Regions from separate parts of the Homo sapiens genome. Here region 1 is linked to region 2. The links are chromatin contacts, found by Hi-C or POLR2A ChIA-PET in ENCODE. All regions are on one chromosome and are shown on one strand. Each heading gives the region's core, a stretch centred on a gene start or an enhancer-like site at or near the end of the contact. The rest is flanking DNA. Distances are from core to core; before and after follow the strand shown. Region 1 overlaps FHIP1A (FHF complex subunit HOOK interacting protein 1A). Region 2 holds the start of FHIP1A (FHF complex subunit HOOK interacting protein 1A).

Region 1 (3,619 bases), core at 326-2,825, 160 kb before region 2:
AACACCCTTAAGTTGACATTTTTAATAAGGAAGGCCTTTGGCTAGCCCCTACCCAGGGAGTACCTGGCCCACTGACTAGTGGCCACAAGACAGCCACTAGACATCCTCTTCTTTGCTGCATGCCTGACTCCAAAGTGCACCCACTATCCTACAACCTCCACCAAGCCCTCCAGGATTCCTTGCACCTGGTGACCTTCCTAGCAGCAGCAACACTGGGACCTGGTTCTCTCCCATCCCTTTGTTCTGGGCCTTACCAACATCTCAATAGAATGCAATCACAGTACCACACTGGTCCAAAGGGACCCTCTACCTCCACACCACACATGGTCCAGCCCCAAAAGTCCCTAACTTCAAGCCTCCACATTCTGAAGAACAAAATTCATGCCTTATCAGTTCTATAATTTCAAAGTCCATATATTGAGTTTACTTAGGAGAGCTATCTTTACAGCTAGGCCTCAGGGTAAAAATGTAATTATACTTTTCATGTGTGCCCAGACTGTCTAAACTATCTAAAACTGGGGCTGTGCTTTATACATTGATGGTGGAGTGGCAAATTAGCTCAATCTTTCTGGAAAACAATATGGCAATATGTAATAGGAGCTATAAAATTGTTCCTGCCCTTTGACTTGTTAATCTGACTTTGGGGAAAATGCCCCAAGGAAACAACCCAAAAATAATTTGCTAAAAAATGTTCAATTTTCCAATAATGAAAAAAAAAATACTATTGACTCAAATGGTCAAGAATAAGAGAATTAGAATCAAAATATGTTATATCACCATACAATAGACCCATCAAAAATAAATACTAAGTAAATTCGTTTTATATCATTAAAATGTAAGTTAAAAAGCAAATACATTGCCAAGTAGATATATGATTGAGTCTAAAGAGATATAAATGAGATTTTAAGGTTAATTAGTTATTCCTTCCTGTAAGTTTACCTAATTTCATAATTTAAATAAAAACAAAGGTAGACAAAGTAATCATGTACTAATGCCCAAAAAAGACCAAACCATTGAGTTTAAAACAATTAACAATTAGAGATCTCTTAAGACTCAGCAATTTCTAAGCAATATAAATTTATAAATATGCATATGTATTTATATTTTATATATACAATATATGTGCATGCAAATATGAAAGATACAGCAAAAGTCTATTTACATAACCATAAATTGTATTTTTCTCATTAACTTTCATTTATATTATTTATTCCAATTCAATCCTTTACAAACAGACCTCTTTTTGCTATGAAAAACTTTAAAAAGAGAACTAAGATTTTTATACAGAATGCAAACTGTTTAGCAGCTTTTAAACTGAAGCATCTTTACCCTCTTTATAGTAGTTCCCTTATACTGCCTTCAGATGGAGCAGACACATTGAAGACCCAGCTCTAACCCACTGGTTTTACTGCCTGGAAGATGGGTGTGTTATAACCAATGTATGTGAGTCATGGAACACACAAGGCTCAGCAAAGTGCTGATTATGCTTGTGTTGCCACATGTCCTTAACCTCTCTCCTTAGGACCTTCCCAGGCTACCTCCTTTTCCTTTCCAGGCAGACACACCCATGACCTGCTTTTACAAGCGGGCTCTGGTGGCCCAACCTTGGGACTGGTTCCTATGTTGGCAGGGAATGCCTAAGAAGCTTCTTGACTAGAGCACAATTTGCACTGAAATGCCAAAGAACTTCTGTCCCAATGTCCCAAGTTTGTCACTCCAATAGTGTCATAGTTCTTTCAGTTTCTATAAACTGATCTCTGATGTGACCTGGACTTTTCCTTATTTTTTCCTTTTGTGCCCTCTTTTCATATCACTCCCATCAAACTCCAATATTTCTGTGTCCCTGATTTCTGCTTGCTGAGAGTTCCACCCACATACCAACTTTTACCTTCCAGTGCTATGGATGCCACGATTTCATGCTGCTCACAGTGGCTCCCCCGGCCTGGTCTACTCCTGATTACCAGCTGTCTTATACTCTCAACCTTGACTCATTTCCCATACCTGGCTTCTTCTCAGCTATCTAGACAGTCTCAGGGATTCAGCTCAGGAGAAAAAAAACAAAATTAATGGGGCCAGAGGGATCTCAGCAGGTAAAAGAATGAAAGCAACCAAAATATACTTTGCAAATATTTCCAAATTATAAAACAAATTTACTTTGTTAGGCTGAAAATACCATTTAAAAAACTAATCAACACCTCAACACCTTATAAAGCCCACGCTCATTAATTAAGTAAACCAGCTGAAATCAGAAATAGCAACTTAAACGTTTTGCGGATCATAGCTAGACATTTGTTGATCTACAAACTTTAAGAAACGCAGACATGTGTGTGTGTGTATGTGTGTGTGTGTGTGTGTGTGTTTGGATGCATCATTAGCCTTGATCACATATTGATCCTAAATGTAAAGTATCACAATTCCAAAAAGAAAGAAACACATAAAAATCAACAGTGTGAACAATGCTCTTAAAAATATCGAATTTATAGAGCTAAATTTAACCTAATTTCAAAGCCATTTGACTTAAAAATGTGAGAATTACTGGGGCTAAATAAGATTAATAAATAGCGTATTTCTTTCACTAAGTAGTATCAGATACTCCTATCCTTATCCCTTATGATGGCCCCTGTGACCCAATGATAATTGGCCTGAATTTCAAATGGCCACAAATTCTAAACAGGAAGTGCAAATGCTTTCAAAATGAAGGCTCTACATAAATCACTTAATTGTATGTCAGCTACAAATGATTACCCTTCAGGATAAACACAAGTGTTTCTCTCTCAGGAGACTAGCTTTGATTCCACTTAATATTATTCTATGTCTTACATACATGCATGTATCAGTAGGTAATTATTTATGCTACCAAAGTTAGAGCCTAGTTATTTTAAGAAAGTCATATGTGTAAAACCCATACTTCCAAATCCTTTGGAATGCTAAAATAAGGTGGCATTGTGGAAAAAAACAAGTTACTATGCAATATTTTCCAACACACTGAAGGGCAAGATTTAGCCATCTAAAGCCAAATTCCACTTAATGTACCAAATAACTACACAAAAGTTTCCATACAGTCCTTGTTCATTACTTAACAGCTGTGTCTTTCAGTATGAAGTGTTCCTTGTGCATCTGTTTCCACAGGGAGACCTCTACCAAGTCACTTCTTTTTATATTAAGATAACAGCTTTATAATACGTATTCACTTAACACCAGTTTTTTAATGTCAGCTCCAGCCCTGAGCTCCAGAGGCTTGCCTAAATCTTGGATAAAACAGTTATGGAAAGGCCTTATGAGTAATGATCCAAATAATAATATTTCAAAGAACACTAATTTCAACCACAGCAAAAATCAAACTTACCACCAAGCACACAGTAAGAGAGCTGCTGACATTTCAACATGCTCAAGCATTGTATTTCTATTTTAATTTTTATTTTTTGAGATGGAGTCTCGCTCTGTCACCCAGGCTGGAGTGCAATGGTGCAATCTCAGCTCACTGCAACCTCTGCCTCCTGGGTTCAAGCAAGTCTCCTGCCTCAGCCTCCCAAGTAGCTGGGATTACAGGCATGTGCCACCACACCTGGCTAACTTTTGTATTTTAGTAGAGATGGTGTTTCACCATGTTGGCCAGGCT
Region 2 (3,453 bases), core at 64-2,563:
CATCAGGGCTGCTATGACTATTAGCAGGGAGCAGCTGACTTCCTAATGAGATGAATTTGATAGCACAGCCCTTCCAGAGAAGCCAAGGGAGCAAGCCCAATCTATAGGGAAGCAACAATTGTTAGGCATTGTTTACTCCTCCTCCTGAAAGCTGTCTCTCCTTCTCAACATTTGGCTCTTTCCCTTCAGGGGGGTTTCCCTGTCCCTGGATAGCTGGGGCTGCAGCATCTGCTGAATAGTGGAAGCTAGATCTGCTGTGAATGGGTGGGTCCAGGAGGCTGGGACACTAATTCACTAGACCTGCTCATGTGATTCCCAAAGTCCCAAGCCAACAAGGCTACCGCCGCCTGCACCAACACCTCGCTCTGACCAGGCCTGAAATAAGACACCAAGGTAGTTCTTCCCACTCCCTAGCAGAAGCGGAGTTAACAAGGGACCTTTGTTGAGCCAGAGGAAACACAAACACATACACACTATCAATAATAACCACGACTTGAACGCAGTTTCATCACAGAATTTACGAAATTGAGCAACAGCTACCTAACCAGTAAGTCCTTACACCAGGAAAGGGCTGCAAACCTCAGAGGGGCACCGCCTCTGTCTCCTGTGTAAGCAAGTTGATTTACAGGGGAAACCTGAACTCCACATCTCTTTGCCTTTTCCTGTGCCTCCCAGAGGACCCTGGGACCAAGGAATGGGATGGAGGGCCCTAATGACATATTCCTTCGTCAAAACAAGCTGGCTCTCTCTCTCCCAGGGTCAGTCACCGCGTTACGCCCCGTCCCGGAGCCCGAAACCCTAGAAGTCACCTCCTCCCCCCTGCGCCCCCGCCCGACGCAGCGACCTCGTTTGGAACATCCCCAGCCGGCCCCCAGCCCAATGCCTGCTCCCTCAGCCCAATGCCCGCACCCCCTGCCCAGTTGGCGGATGCAGAGAAGGGACATTTCGACTCTCCCTCCTCCTTCAACCCTCTAAAATAAAAGAATCCCTCAAGCGCAAATCTCCGGCCAGCACAGCACCTACCTGTCCCCGGCCGTGGCTCCTCCTCCCCGAGCAGTGGGGCTCGCTGGACAAGTGTCCTCAGATAGTCCAGAAAGTTTGCTCTGCGGTCCCGGGGACGCCTGCGCGGGACCCAGTGAGGAAAGCCGGGCTGGCTCCTCGCACCTCGGGCGGCCGCCGCTCGAAAGTCTTGGCCCAGGTCCTCCAGGCCCGGCTCAAACTCAGGAGTGCCCGGGAAGAATGTAGGTCGTGAGAAGGTCGGAGCGCAACTTTTCGAAGGTGCGTCAGCCGCGGGCTGAGGCGCGTGGGTCACTGCCTCCCCCCAGCCTCTCCCTAGTGAGCGCGGGGGGGGCGGGGGCGGGGGCGGGGGCCGGGGCGGGGCAGGGGCGGGGGTGGGGCCCAACCTGCCTGGAGGCCTCGGGGAGCGCGCCCCGGCCCCGCCCCCGCCGCCGCCGGCCCCGCCTCTGCCGCTGGGACACGCCGCCGCCAGGTGCGCCGGGGACTTAGGCAGTGCCGCGCCGCACGGCCCGCGCCGGTTTCCAAGGTGAAGGAGGAGGAGCCTCTGAGGGAAAGTTTCCACAGAAACTTGAGCTGGGCGCAGTGTAGCACTCGCGCCCTTGGGGGCTAGCGTTTGGCCGGAGCTACACACTCTTTACTCACGCACGCACACCGCCGTACACAGCACAATCGTTCACCGTCCCGCCAAAGGCTCGTCTCTCGGGTTCTGCCTAGTGGAAGGAGTCGGACAACGCCGCACGTCACGGGCGTTTCGGATTTCTTGCTTCCCAAAGGTTTGACGGCGGCCACCGGCGCCCCGGCCCAGCTCTGCTTTCCTTTGCTGACTCCTTCCTTTAGGTGTGAATTTTAAAATGCTGATACCGCCCCAAGAGAGCTGAGTCAAGTGAGGCAAACGTTCGCCTGTTGTTCTCCTGACAGACTCCCTGCAGTGGGCAGGGGAAATGTGGCCTTGGCCGACATTAATGAAGTGCCAGGATGGAGGGAGGGGGCCTGCTGATTTGTTCTGTTTTACTTTTTAAGGGTAACTAGAGCGTTACTGGAGTCGTCTGTGGGTTTGGGGAGTATGTGGCGCGTGTGTGTGTCACACATTTCACTGGCAACTCCCGCCAACCCCTTCCCAAGAAATGAAGGCTCTAATGTGGGCAGTTCTGCAACAAAGGTGAAACTTCCCCAAATCACGATTCCCCGCAAGATGAGAGAGCAGGTGCAGCATCCATTTTCCCACTATCACGCTTGAGATGGTGGCTTTGGGCACTGCCGGGTGCCCCGACATCCTTCCCAGAGCCCAGCCTTCCCACCCAGGCCCGGCCCTGCGCGGCCGCCTGCCTTTGCATCAGAGACCGCGGCTGTGCCATTGCCAAGGTGGGCAGCGCCGCCTCGCTTCCCCATTCCTCCGTCTCCCACGCCTCTTGCGTGTTTGAGTCGCGAAGTGATGGACTTTAAATCTCAGAGGAGGAATGAGAAACTTGGTTAGTGGCTCTCTTGGCATGTTCGTAGCCCTGTGGTTGAAGTGGCTGAAACCTGCGTTGAGCCTCAGTCCAAGCAGCTGGGGCCACACCAGTTTGCAAAAGCGGATGTGGCAGTTTCCACCGCAGCAGCAGCCTGCTGGCGCCTCATCAGATTCTCCTTTGGAGGAAGTATCTTCTTCCCTTCATTCTCGGTGAATGGCATCCAGAGATAACCAAAATCAGGTGTATCTAGTTTCAAGTTCTGTCTTGCAACCGTGATAATTGGAGGATGCAAACTTTACACTTTCTTCTCTAGCTGTCTACCACCACTGCTGCGCTTGTGGATGACTGCAGGAACACCGGGTACTTGCCACAAGTATCTCTCCAGATTCATCAGCCTTTCACCTGTGACAAGCTCAGTCAAGAAGTGGCTCCTAAGTAAAAGCTGGGGAAGAACAAGGAAGATAGAGCTCAGAGTAGAAAGCTGTGAAGTTCTGCACAACAGGTCCCCTTGGCCTGCTCTAACAGTTGGAAGGTGGGGGAAGCATTCATTTACTCAACAAATATATACTGAGTGCCTTTTGCATGCTAGGCACGCTTCTAGGGGTTGAGGACACAGCAGAGAGCACAAACAACAATTCCAGCCCTCGTGGAGCTTACCTCTTCCACGTGGGAAAGACAGATGGTAAATGTATAAGGACAATATATGGACTGCTGTATGATTAGAAATGCTATGGAGAGGCTAGGAGTGCTGTCTCATGCCTGTAATCCCGCAGTTTGGGAGGCCAAAGGAGGAGGATCACTTGAGGCCAGAAGTTGGAGACCCAACCTGGGCAACATAGTAAGACCCCCTATCTACAAAAAGTTTAAAAATTAGCCAGGCATGGTGGCGTGCACCTGTAGTCCTAGCTATCCAGGAGGCTGAGGTGGGAGGATCACTTGAGCCCACTGCATTCCAGCCTGGGTGACAGAGTGAGACCCTGTTTTG

What was found. Hi-C counts contacts between places; a loop is a spot of excess contacts on that map. ChIA-PET counts read pairs that join two places held with the same protein, here RNA polymerase II (POLR2A). Pooled maps may share reads with other maps.
Region 1: a pooled map shows a loop between it and region 2 (7-fold over the local background). The contact joins the enhancer-like site here to the promoter of FHIP1A in region 2. A Hi-C loop is called at or near these places in 1 of 168 maps with a recorded cell type or tissue (heart right ventricle), 1 of 37 single-sample maps with no recorded cell type and 6 of 50 pooled maps. POLR2A ChIA-PET finds 5 or more read pairs at or near these places in 2 of 52 experiments (H1 and MCF 10A).

The regions. Positions count from the first base shown.
Region 1 is chr4:151,572,012-151,575,630 of GRCh38, reverse strand. All of the region lies in intron 4 of FHIP1A (FHF complex subunit HOOK interacting protein 1A), which reads right to left. Among named protein-coding and RNA genes, the nearest start is that of FHIP1A, 160 kb to the right of the region's middle. Within about 2 kb of position 1,575, at least 3 of the 41 ENCODE cell types and tissues checked have a DNase peak (open chromatin) inside an H3K27ac peak, as active enhancers do.
Region 2 is chr4:151,407,036-151,410,488 of GRCh38, reverse strand. It overlaps FHIP1A (FHF complex subunit HOOK interacting protein 1A), which reads right to left and starts at 1,313. Exons shown (of 14, transcript NM_001109977.3): 1 at 1,024-1,313. It overlaps FHIP1A-DT (FHIP1A divergent transcript), which reads left to right and starts at 1,597. Exons shown (of 3, transcript NR_183963.1): 1 at 1,597-3,306. RefSeq lists silencers at 1,354-1,523, 1,644-2,116 and enhancers at 1,343-2,042, 2,043-2,742, 2,574-2,883.